Regions from separate parts of the Homo sapiens genome. Here region 2 is linked to region 1. Evidence: read pairs that join two places in POLR2A ChIA-PET (ENCODE). Cell type or tissue: Panc1. All regions are shown on one strand. Links, peaks and the distances in the headings refer to the core of each region. The heading gives the core; the rest is flanking DNA. Region 1 overlaps ADORA1 (adenosine A1 receptor). Region 2 has its middle 14 kb from the start of MYOG.

Region 1 (5,373 bases), core at 160-5,159:
GGTGACAGAGCGAGACTCCGTCTCAAAATAACAATAATAATAATAATAATAATAATAATAATAATAATAATAAATAGGAAGAGCCCAGATGCCATCAGATGGTGAACACACCATGGGACCAACCAGCGAAGACACATCTGACAGAGAAAAAAGAAGGAAGAGGGGGTGGGCATAGACGTCCTACATAATTCTCTTTGGTGAATGCAGAACAGCCAAACTGAGAAAGGTGCAAAGAAGCCAGCCACCACTGCAGGGATGAGACTGGAGTGTGCTGGTTCTGAAGCTGTCTGTCCTTGGCTTTCTCTCCTGGCCCTGCCCTGTTTTGTATCACCATGGGGCTGACCCCGGCAGGCTGCATTTCCCAAGCCCTGGGGCTATCCAGGTCCATGGGAAATACTGCAGTGCTGGAGCAGTGGGGATGGGGCGGTGGTGGGGAGCTGTCTACCTCCCTGTCCCAGCTGTGTACTAGGCAGTGGTTATGACTCCTCCATGGCTCCAACACACACCAGACAAGCCCACCATGGGTGCGGCTTCTACCAGCCAACTGCAGCCCCTGGGCTCCGGGATCACCGCCTCCTCACTTTGTCCTTCTGCCTTGGGGTAGCTTCCTGTTGTTACTCATCTCTGGGTTACTTCACTCTCCCTGTTTGTGTCTCGGCTGCTTCATCACCAATTCCTGGTATAAGGCCCTCGGCTGTAAACACCTAAAATGATTTTTGTGTTCCTGGTTAGACTCAGACAGTTCAAGAGTAAAGCTGCATCAGGAAGAACTGAGCTCAGTCATCCCTAAGAACCCCCTGCCAGAGGTATAGGTACGAGTGAGCCACCCAACTCTTACAAACGCCTTCACTCAGAGGCAAGAGAACCCACATGTGGGTTTGGAAAATGCTAAGCATGGCTTGCCTGAGGGCAGGATGACACAGTGTCCTGTCAACTGCTGAGACCAGAGCAGGGTCCTCAGGCCTGGCCGTCCCTGTTTCTCATCACCTGCTCCTCATGGAAGCACTGGACATGGGAGCAGGGAGGTGGAGGGCCGGGGGGTGGCAGAGGTCCACGTCTTTCCACCATCCTGCGGTTTGGATAGTCAGGGATTGAATCTTCCCTCTTCCGTTCCCTCACTCTTGGCTGGGAGGGAGTGACAGTTCATAGCTCTGGTCCCCTCCTTCCCGCCTCCTCTCTTATCAAGGATCTCAGCCACTTGTAACTGGAAACTTGGATCTCAAGAGCAGGAAAGTAAGGCTTTCAGACTATTAAACTACTTCCTGTGGAGAAATTCTTCCTCCCCAAGGAGAACAGGAAACCAGATATAATCAAAGGTGCTGGGCACACTCCAGGGGCCAAATATTTAACAGTAACATTGCCCAGGGGAGTCTGCTTCAGGGGCCCTGGGGAGGGGGCAGGATGTCAGGCCTAAGAATCCTGCCTTGAATCCCGCTGTGAGGGGCTCTGTGGCATCACTCACCATCTAAAACATCAGTGCCCACCAATCCCCAAAAGGAGACTCGGGCTGACACCCCAGGGCCAGTCTGCAGGGCTACAGGGAGGAGGGCAGACACTCTGTGTCTTGAAAGAAAAGAGCTGGATAAATTGATTAGGTCATTAGTGTAATGGGCCTTGGAAATCACTCCTGGTCACTTGCTGAGGACAAATAACTCCACAGCCTGGTGGGGAAAATAATGAGGTTCCTGTGTGTGACTCAGTAACACCCTCTATTCTGGCAACCTCCCCAACTGTCTGTCCTTCGGATTCAAGGCCCCTTTCTGAGCGCTGGACGTGAGCAGAATAAACATAGATCCCACCATGAAGGAACTCTCAGTCCACAGGAGAGGCCCAGCACCTGAGCAAAGGGATCCCCAGTGTGATGAGAGCGGCATGTGCTGCAAAGCACAGGGCAGAGCTCCCTGCCAGCTCCCCCACTCAAAGGTTTCATGCATGACTGACAGCACAAGCTCCCCCCAGACCTGTGTGCCTGCAGAGAGCTCTTTTCTCTCTCTCTCTGGGTGGGCGTTCTCATCCCAACAAACAGAAGTTTGGATTTGCTCAGTGGTTCTGATCCGGAGGGGGCTTCAGAGGGTGGGGTGCAAAGTGGGAGGCTTTCAGATTTGGAGGAGGCATGTTTTCAAAGTATATTTGCCTCTGAACCTCATCCCTTTCTCCCAGTCCAGGGCATATCCTATGGAATGTTTTTCCACAGCCAGAAGGCCAAGGTATCACACTTTGAGACAATGCCCTGGGCGATTTCACAATACAGCCACCTCCTCCCCTCCCAAAGTCAAGCACAGCACCCACATCCCCGTGAGGCGGTGGTCCTCAAGGAGGAGGGTGTCTGACCTGGACAGTAAATGCAGGAAAACTGGACCCAGACCTTGGCATTCTCAGCTCTTTCTGCACTGAGATTTGATTCTCTCCATCTCTCCAAGGAAGACCGGGATGGCAAAAGGAGCAAGGCCAATTAGCCCCACCTGCTATGGGTGACTGTTTCTGACTCATCCCGTGGGACAGGAAAAAACCATCCCATCTGCATTCAGACTTAATGACCTGTGAGTAGCTGCTGCAGGGAGGCCTCACTGGGATGGCCAGGGTGCTAAAAGGGGCAAAATTCCTTTTCCAGTGAAGTGGAAAGGTCCGCCATGGTGGGAAGGGAGCTGATGGCTTTATGCGGCTTCCCATAGGCCTCTCTGGTCTTTGCAGACTGTGGCCTCTTAGGAGAACAGCAGAGAATCCGCCAGCCCAGCTGGCACATGGGGAGGGCCCAGGCAGGAGGGAGCCAGGAAGCAGCAGAATTCTGCAGGCTCAGGAGAGCAGAGGGGGCCCATGCTGGACCCCCAAAGAAGGGCAGTCCTCCCTTGGAATACCTCATTGTGGTGGGAAATGGGAGACCCCCATTCTGGTCCAGGCTGTGCCAGGAGTGAGCTGGCCTTCGGGGAGACCCTTTCCCTTTTGGGGCCTCTGTGTCCTTGTCTGGATGATGAGGGATTGAATGAGATCTTTTCTGGGCTCTAGCAGGTCACGGTTCCCTTCTTCTGGAATGTGTCAAATCATCTTCTATAGAGAGCTGAGCTCAGCGCTAGCAGAAAGGAGGGAGGGGCACTGAACACGGAACTCCTTGTGGGGAGGAGGAGCCCAGGGGCAGTGGTGAGGGGCACCCATACATCCCCGGAAGGGAGTCCCTTCTGAAAGGATTCCATGCTGTAGCTCTGTGCCCCATGGAGAGGAAGATGGGGGGCAAGATGGAATGTAAAGAGAAATAAATATTTATTGAGTATAAGAATGAATGAATGAATGAATGAATGAATGAATGCATGCATGCATGAAGTGTGCTGTGGGGTAAGATCCGAGTTCAAACTGTGACTCCACCATTAACAGCTTGTGGCCTGGAGCAAGTAACAATTCCTTGAGCCTTGGTTTTGTCCTGGGCACAATGGGAGGAGAAGGTTGGCTTGGCAGGCCCCCTGTGAGGATGAGGCTGGCGCAGTAACTTATCTGGGCACTCAATGAACAGTAGCACCAGGTGCCCATTGCTATCTCCACCAGGAGCACACCCCTGATTCTACTGGAATACACAATCGACCCTTGAAGAGATACAAAACAGGTTGCAAGGACATAGATAAACAAAAAATTACTTCTGTTTCACTTTGGAAGGCCAGTCACATGGTTTCCATATCTATTTCACAGCCAGCTCTCCTACCTAATTCAACCTTCGTACAGAACGGGTCTGTGTTCCCTGATCTATCTGATGAAAGTGTCTGAGTCTGGGGTGGGGGTTTGGGAACCTGCTCAGCCCAGCACTAAACCCTACACAGGGTCCTGGAGAAGTCACGCTCCCTGGAGAACCCCAGTAAAGCTCCACTGGGGAAGTGGCCAGGGAGGATACTGGAGATATGGGAGGCGGACTCAGGGTGAGCCCACGCCTTTCCTCCCACCTCCCTTCAGAGTATCTCTTGGCTTGCCTGGAACCCTGAACGCTTGCAGGGTACAGGGCATCTGCCTGAAGGCCTGTTTCCACCAAGGAACTGTAAATCCGACCCCCACTGGAGAGATCCCATGCAGACTCGAGATCAGCCCAAAGGCACCCGCTGGGGTTGGGACCTAGAAAGCAGGTTGGATGCCTGCTGACAGTCTGGAGTGACAAGAGGAGGTGCCTCTTGAGCCAGGGAGATTGGGATGCTGTGCTCTGAGGAGGCAGCTGCTGTCACTGAGCTTGGGCTGTCAGGGCCCCCTAAAGCTCACAGCACCTAGCCCCCTGCCCTGGAAAAGATTCAACAGACAGCAGATAGGGGGAGGACAGAGAAGACAGGAAGAGCTCACCACCTTGGAAATCTTTCCAAAGAAAGAGTCCACCCCCACACTCAGCTCCGCATTCCACAGCTTGTGCTTCCACATTAGAAAGTCCTTCCCAGAGTCTAACTTCAGTTCTTCCTGCTGCATCAGAACTCAAGAAGACACCACTTTTGGGACCTGGAAGAAGTACAGTCATATTCTCCCCGATCCTGGCCTTTCTCCCCACCTTGCAACCAGGCAAAGGGGTGTAGAGCCCAAATAACAGCAGGAAGGACCCCAGGACCCAGCAGTTTTCCATTGACCCTCCTGGTATCTCCTGATGCTCTCTTTGCCCTGTGTCCCTCCACATAAGCACTCACCAAGCCCACAGTGTACAGAGTCCCTACAGAAGCCACAGGCCAGGCCCAATCCGGGAACCAGTCCTCCCCAGCCAGCAGCCACCCAGGCCAGGGCAGAGCACACAGAAGAGTTTAGCATCAGCTGCAGCCCTCCTGCTCCACTGCATGTGCTCAGGGGCTTCTGCCCCAGCTCCAGGGATGGCTTTGTGGAGGAGGGGCCCAGACATACAGATGCAGTGGGAGGTGGGGAGCACCCAGGCTCACCCAGTGGGTGCAGGTGAGCCAGAGATCCCCCTCCCCAGAACAACATGCAGCAGGAAGTGGGAATGTGAGGTCTCCTAGATCATCTGGTGGCTGGCTCCCTTCCCTTCCCTTCCCCATGTGGGATAATCAGAAAAATTCTTTATTTTTCTCTCAGAGCACATAACTGCAAGTACCTGAAGGGCGAAGACGAAGTCTGGTTCAAAATCATCTTCCTAGCACCTACCACAGTACCTGGCACACAGTAAGCACTCAATAATATTTGGGGAAGGAAATGAAATCATATAAAATGCTCGATTAAAACCAGAGAGGCAGAAAAAGAGAAGCAAAAAAAAAAGAAAACAAATATAATGACTAGAAAACAGTTATAAACATGGCAGAGATTAAGCCAACTATTGCAATAATCACCTTAAATGTGAAGAAAGTAGGAGAAACTGGTAAGAGGAAGCCATTCTGAGCCTTCTTGCTCATCTCAACAACAACATCCCCCCTG
Region 2 (5,373 bases), core at 73-5,072, 52 kb after region 1:
ATGCAGGACTTTGTTTTAGGGATGGGGGTACCACCATGGAAAAGTTATGGAGCCAAAGCCCCCTCCTACAGGCTAGATGAGAAGTCTTCCAGAGAGCTACTGCTTTTAGGAATAATCATAGTCCCATTAATAATAATAAATAATAGCTAACATTTTATTAGCTGACTGGGTGCCAGGCAATAAGCTAAGTGCGTTATTATCCCCATTTCCAAAATGAGAAAACTGAGGCTTGGTGAGGGTAAGGAACCAACCTAAGGCCTCATATCCATAAGTAGTGAAGCTCTCTATCTGCTCTGTATGGGAAGGAGGAGAGGCCAAGGGCCTAACATCACATCTATGTCACAGCTATGTCACATCAGCCCTTTGCCACCCAACAGAGGCAAGATCACTGGGGTAGAAAATTGGGCAAGGATCTTTGATAGGGGGGCAGTGACAGGAATCTGGAAGGATCTGGGGCAGGCAGAGGTCCAGAAGGGAGACTCTAGACAACGTGTGTGTGTGTGTGTGTGTGTGTGTGTGTGTGTGTACCTAAGTGATCACCTAGGTAAAGGTGGTGTGATTATATGTAGAAGATATTAAATGAATATTTCCTGGCTCTTGAAGACAAGGCAGGCAGGCTGCTAAAGTCCAATGTGGCTTACTCCATTCTGCCATCTGTCACTTTAGACAAGGACTTCCTCCTCCCTACTTCTCAGTTTCTCCTCTTTAAAATGATGCAGTTGGCCTAAGATTCTTCCCAGTTCTGATAATTTGTGCATCTGTGATTTCACTGTGGTTAGCACATGTGGAGGAGGGGGAAGGCTGGATGTCAAAGGTCAAAGGTTGGCTATCAACCACCAAGGCTGGCAGCCAAGCCCTGGCAAGGACAGCCAGCAAGATCAAAGCTAAAGGAAAACCAGTCAGGAGGCACTGTCTGCTCCCCAAGCTCGAGCCCAGGAGCAGCATGTGCAGGGAGTGAGGCGCCACAAGCACAACTGATCCTGCCAGCACCCACTCCCAGGGCTCCAGGCACTGGTGCCAAGTACCCCACCAATGGGTGGATGGAATGCTCAGAAATTCACAACTCCAGGAGCAAGGCTGTCTGTCTCAGGATAAACAAAGCCCCAGGCAACTTGATGCAGCTCACCTACTCTTCCGGCTGCAACAACCTTTTTGAAGGTCAAGTCATCCAGCCCCCGGAAGCAGTCTACAGTTCTACGTTCCTCTGAATTACATCCTTGTTTTTTCCCAAGGTCAAAAGGGCCAGTAATTCACCCCTGGTCATAGAGCACGTGGCTATTCACAGGATTCAGATCTCTGAATTCTCACTCTGTGCCACAGAAGGGACTTGCTTCAATGACATGGACTTTATTGCTTAGTTTCACTACTCAGTGAGTATGTAGCGAATATCCACAATGTGCACTTGCTGAGTATCTACTGTATACACACTCTAAAGAGGAGTTGTCACCAAGGTTGTCCAAGGTCAACCTTAATGGCTATAGATCTTAATGGAGAAGACTGTCCACTGACTTTGGAGTAAGCCAGGCTGGGTTCTAATCCTGCCTTTATCTTCCAATTGCACCACAGCAAATTTCTTAACCATACAATATGATTTGGCTCTGTGTCCCCACCCAAATCTCATGTCGAATTGTAATCCCCACCTGTTGAAAGTAGAGCTTGATGGGAGGTAATTGGATCATGGGGGCAGTTTCTAAGGGGTTAGCACCATCCCCCTAGTGCTCTCTCGTGATAGAGTTCTCGTGAGAACTGGCTGGGTTTTTTGTTTTTTGTTTGTTTGTTTGTTATTTGAGATGGAATCTTGCTCTGTTACCCAGGCTGGAGTGCAGTGGCATGATCTCGGCTCACTACAACCTCTGCCTCCCAGGTTCAAGCAATTATCCTGCCTTAGCCTCCCAAGTAGCTGGGATTACAGGCACCTACCACCACAGCTGGCTAATTTTTGTATTTTTAGTAGAGACGGGGTTTCACCACATGTTGGCCAGGCTGTTCTCGAACTCCTGACCTCGTGATCCATCCGCCTCGGCCTCCTGAAGTGCTGGGATTACAGGCATGAGCCACCGCGCCCGGCTGAGATCTGGTTGTTTAAAAGTGTGTGGCACTTCCCCCAATCCGCCTGCCACTATGTGAAGAAGGTGCTTCCTTCTCCTTCACTTTCCGCCATAATTGTAAGTTTCCTCAGGCCTCCCAGTCATGCTTCCTGTACAGCCTGCAGAACTGTGAGTCAATTAAACCTCTTTTCTTCCTAAATTACCCAGTATCAGGTAGTTCCTTACAGCAGTGTGAAAACAGACTAATACACCATGACTCCCAGTCTGAAAACTGGTAATAATACCTAGCTCATAGACTCATTGTAGGGACAAAATAGTTAATGTGCCTAATGCATTTATCACAGTACCCAGTAAACAGGAAGGTCCTAAATGATGATGCAACTGTTGATGATGGCATGGTGATGATGGTCACATTGTCCCCCTGAGGCAATCCTACTCTGGACCCAGGTACTTCCTTGACCATCCAACCCCTACCAGGTGACATTACATGAAGAATGCAGCTGGCTCTAGGTTCAAGAATTTAAAACAAACAAACAAACAAACCACAAAACCATTGCTCCTTGCCCTTGGACCAGGAAGTATGAGAGCTCACAAGCCAACAAACAAACAGCTGCTTTCAGAAATCTAGTAACAGCCAAGAAAGATGAGGCCCGTGTTGTGGCCGCAGCCCTCCTGAAAGGGCAGGGTAGGAGGACCCCGAATCAGGGAAGGACAGGTTCCTGAGCTCCTATCCCAGGCTGGCCCCTGACCCACCTCCCAATGCCTCTACTTCCTCACCTGTAAGCTCAGGAAAGCAAACCACAGGTGAGATGAGCCACAGCTAGAAATCTGAAGTCAGGGCTTTGTCTCCACTGTGGGGGAGCCAAGATGGGCTGACGATGTGGAACAAGTGAATCACTAAATGTCTGGCTGCATGAACTCCTTCAGTGGTGTGAGGACACAAGGGTTGGCACTCTAGAAATGGGAACAGCCTGCTGATAAAAATCCTTGTGCCTGGGAAGCAAGTCCACCCAACCCTGCCCCTACCACTAGGAAGCCATCTGCTTTCAGAAACAGAAAAGCAAATGGGTCCTGACTTGGGCTGGCCCAAGCCCCCACAGAAAGGGGAATGCAGACAGGCAGGGTGGCTCAGGGAAAACACTCCAGGCACCAGGGTCTGGAGGGTGGAACACAGTGTTCCCACGGCCCGCTATGCAGGGAACGCAGCAGATGGAACTGCACTGACTCCAGGGAAACATTTGGTTCCTTGTCTCACACCAACTCACTGGAAAGGATGGTAAGGAAGGCCTGAGAATAGACAAACAAAAGAGAAGGTCAGGGAAAGGCAAGGAAGCCAAGCCAGGAAGCTGAGCAGAAATTTCCTCAGATCCTTCCAGAGGCCCTGAGCAGGTGGTGACAAAATGCCAACACCAGAAGGAACTTTCTAGAACAATAAATCCAATTCCCTTATTTTATGGATCAGGAAACAGGTCCCTAGGGAAGTCAGCACTGTGCAGTGGAAAAAGACTGTAGAGTCAGGGAGATGTGAACTCCATAGCTGTGTGATTTGGTGCAAGTTTATTAACCTCTCTGATCCTCAGGTTTGTCTTTTGTAAAATGGGGACCCTGTCATCTCCACAGTCATGCCGTGAGAAGGGAGTGAGGTACTCAGCACAGAGCAGAGCCTCAATAAATACCGGCTTCCAATTCTCAAAGTCACATACGGGTTAATGGCAGAGCTAGAACTAGAATCCAACGTCCGAACTTCCCACACTCCTTACTCCAGTTACAGAAAAGAGTCAAAGAAAAGACATGCCTGTGATGTGCCACTGGGGGTGGGGTAGGGAGAGGGCAATGAGATGTTAGAAGGGATTTTCTCATGACCAAAGCACGGGAATGCATTACCAAGGGTTCCATTTTGGGAGCTTATTTAAGTGTGTGCCTGAGATGGATTAAAGGCTGGGAATGAACTAAATGTCATCTTGATGACCTGTTCAGCCCACAGATGGTAGAATTCAATTTACCAGAGTTAGGGCTGGCTATGCCACTCCCTAAACTCCTCCAAAGAAAGGAAATGAATATGCATTCTTTCACTCAACTAACATTCATTGAGCACATAATATGACCTGAGAACAAGGTTTTCTTATTATTATTTTTGCCTATGAGGAAACGAAGGTCCCAAGATATTACAGGAAGATTCCATGCAGCTAGCAAGTGGCGGAGCCAGAATTCAATGCTATCTTAGTCTGCTCTTTGCCCAATGCCATATTGCATCTCCTGTCTTCTGATAGACTGAAAGGGGTAAAACTGTGCTAAGGCTGAACTCCCTCAGAACAGTGTGCATGGTGTGCATAGACAGAAGGGTTCTTAGAAGAACTCCCCCAGCTTGCCCCTTCCTGGGGGTAGAAATAGCTCCTGGAAGCTGCCTTGGGATCTTGTTTCTGGAGCTGCTCTGGGGAGGAATCTGCCTAGGATCTCCTGGCTCCCTCACCAAGGCCAGATCTATCCACCAGACAGAGTTTCCCAGGCCCCTCCCAGAACATGTTCACTGCCCAGAGCTCCACTGCGCTTCCCATATTCCCAGTCCTCTTATTAGAACTGAGAAGCAGGCAAACAAAAAAATTCAGAGCCTGACAGGCAGATGCAGTCCCTGTCTAATGGTGGAGACACAATCCCTGACCTCAGGGAGCCCCCATTCTTTAGGGGAGATGCAGCCCTACTCTGCCAGAGAGCTCCCAGGATAATAGAGTGATTGAAGAAACACTACTTATGCTCTCAGGAAGCTCCCAGTGTGATGGAGGAGACGAGGACAAAAGGATGTAAATTAATAACAGAGCCAGGCATGGTGGCTCATGCTATAATCCCACCACTTTGGGAGGCTGAGGTGGGAGGACTGCATGAGCCCAGGAGTTTGAGACCAGTCTGGGCAACATAGTGTGGCTCCATCTTTACAAAAAAACAAAAAAATTAGCTGGGCATGATGGCATGAACCTGTAGTCCCAGCTACTCCAGAGGCTGAGGAAGGAGGATCACATGAACCCAGGAGGCTTAGGCTGTAGTGAGCCATGACTGCACCACTGCACTCCAGCCTAAGCAACAGAGTGAGGCCCTGTTTCATAATAATAATAATAGGGCTAATGCTTATTGAGTGCCAGGCACTTTATAAATATGAAATCATTCAATCTCTATAACAACCCTGTGAGACACATCTCATTTTTATCCTTATTAAACAGATGAAGAAATGGAGGTTGCTATTGTCTGAATGTATCCCCCAAAGTTCATGTGTTGGAAACTTAATCCCCAATGCAACAATATTGAGAGGTGGGGCCTAATAAGAGGTGATTGG

What was found. Peaks named below come from ENCODE experiments on the same cell type or tissue, not always from the same donor. Only the 100,000 strongest peaks of a DNase experiment are listed, where the experiment ranks them.
Region 2: POLR2A ChIA-PET joins it to region 1 with 6 read pairs; 3 of 35 experiments call an interaction of 5 or more read pairs at or near these places.

The regions. Positions count from the first base shown.
Region 1 is chr1:203,149,717-203,155,089 of GRCh38, reverse strand. The region is part of intron 3 of ADORA1 (adenosine A1 receptor); the gene reads right to left. Among named protein-coding and RNA genes, the nearest start is that of MYBPH, 23 kb to the left of the region's middle. In Panc1, for the core only: no CTCF peak of the experiment used is centred there; a DNase peak (open chromatin) is centred at 2,493; H3K27ac peaks cover 3,571 bases.
Region 2 is chr1:203,097,812-203,103,184 of GRCh38, reverse strand. No RefSeq gene overlaps it. Among named protein-coding and RNA genes, the nearest start is that of MYOG, 14 kb to the right of the region's middle. In Panc1, for the core only: no CTCF peak of the experiment used is centred there; a DNase peak (open chromatin) is centred at 2,465.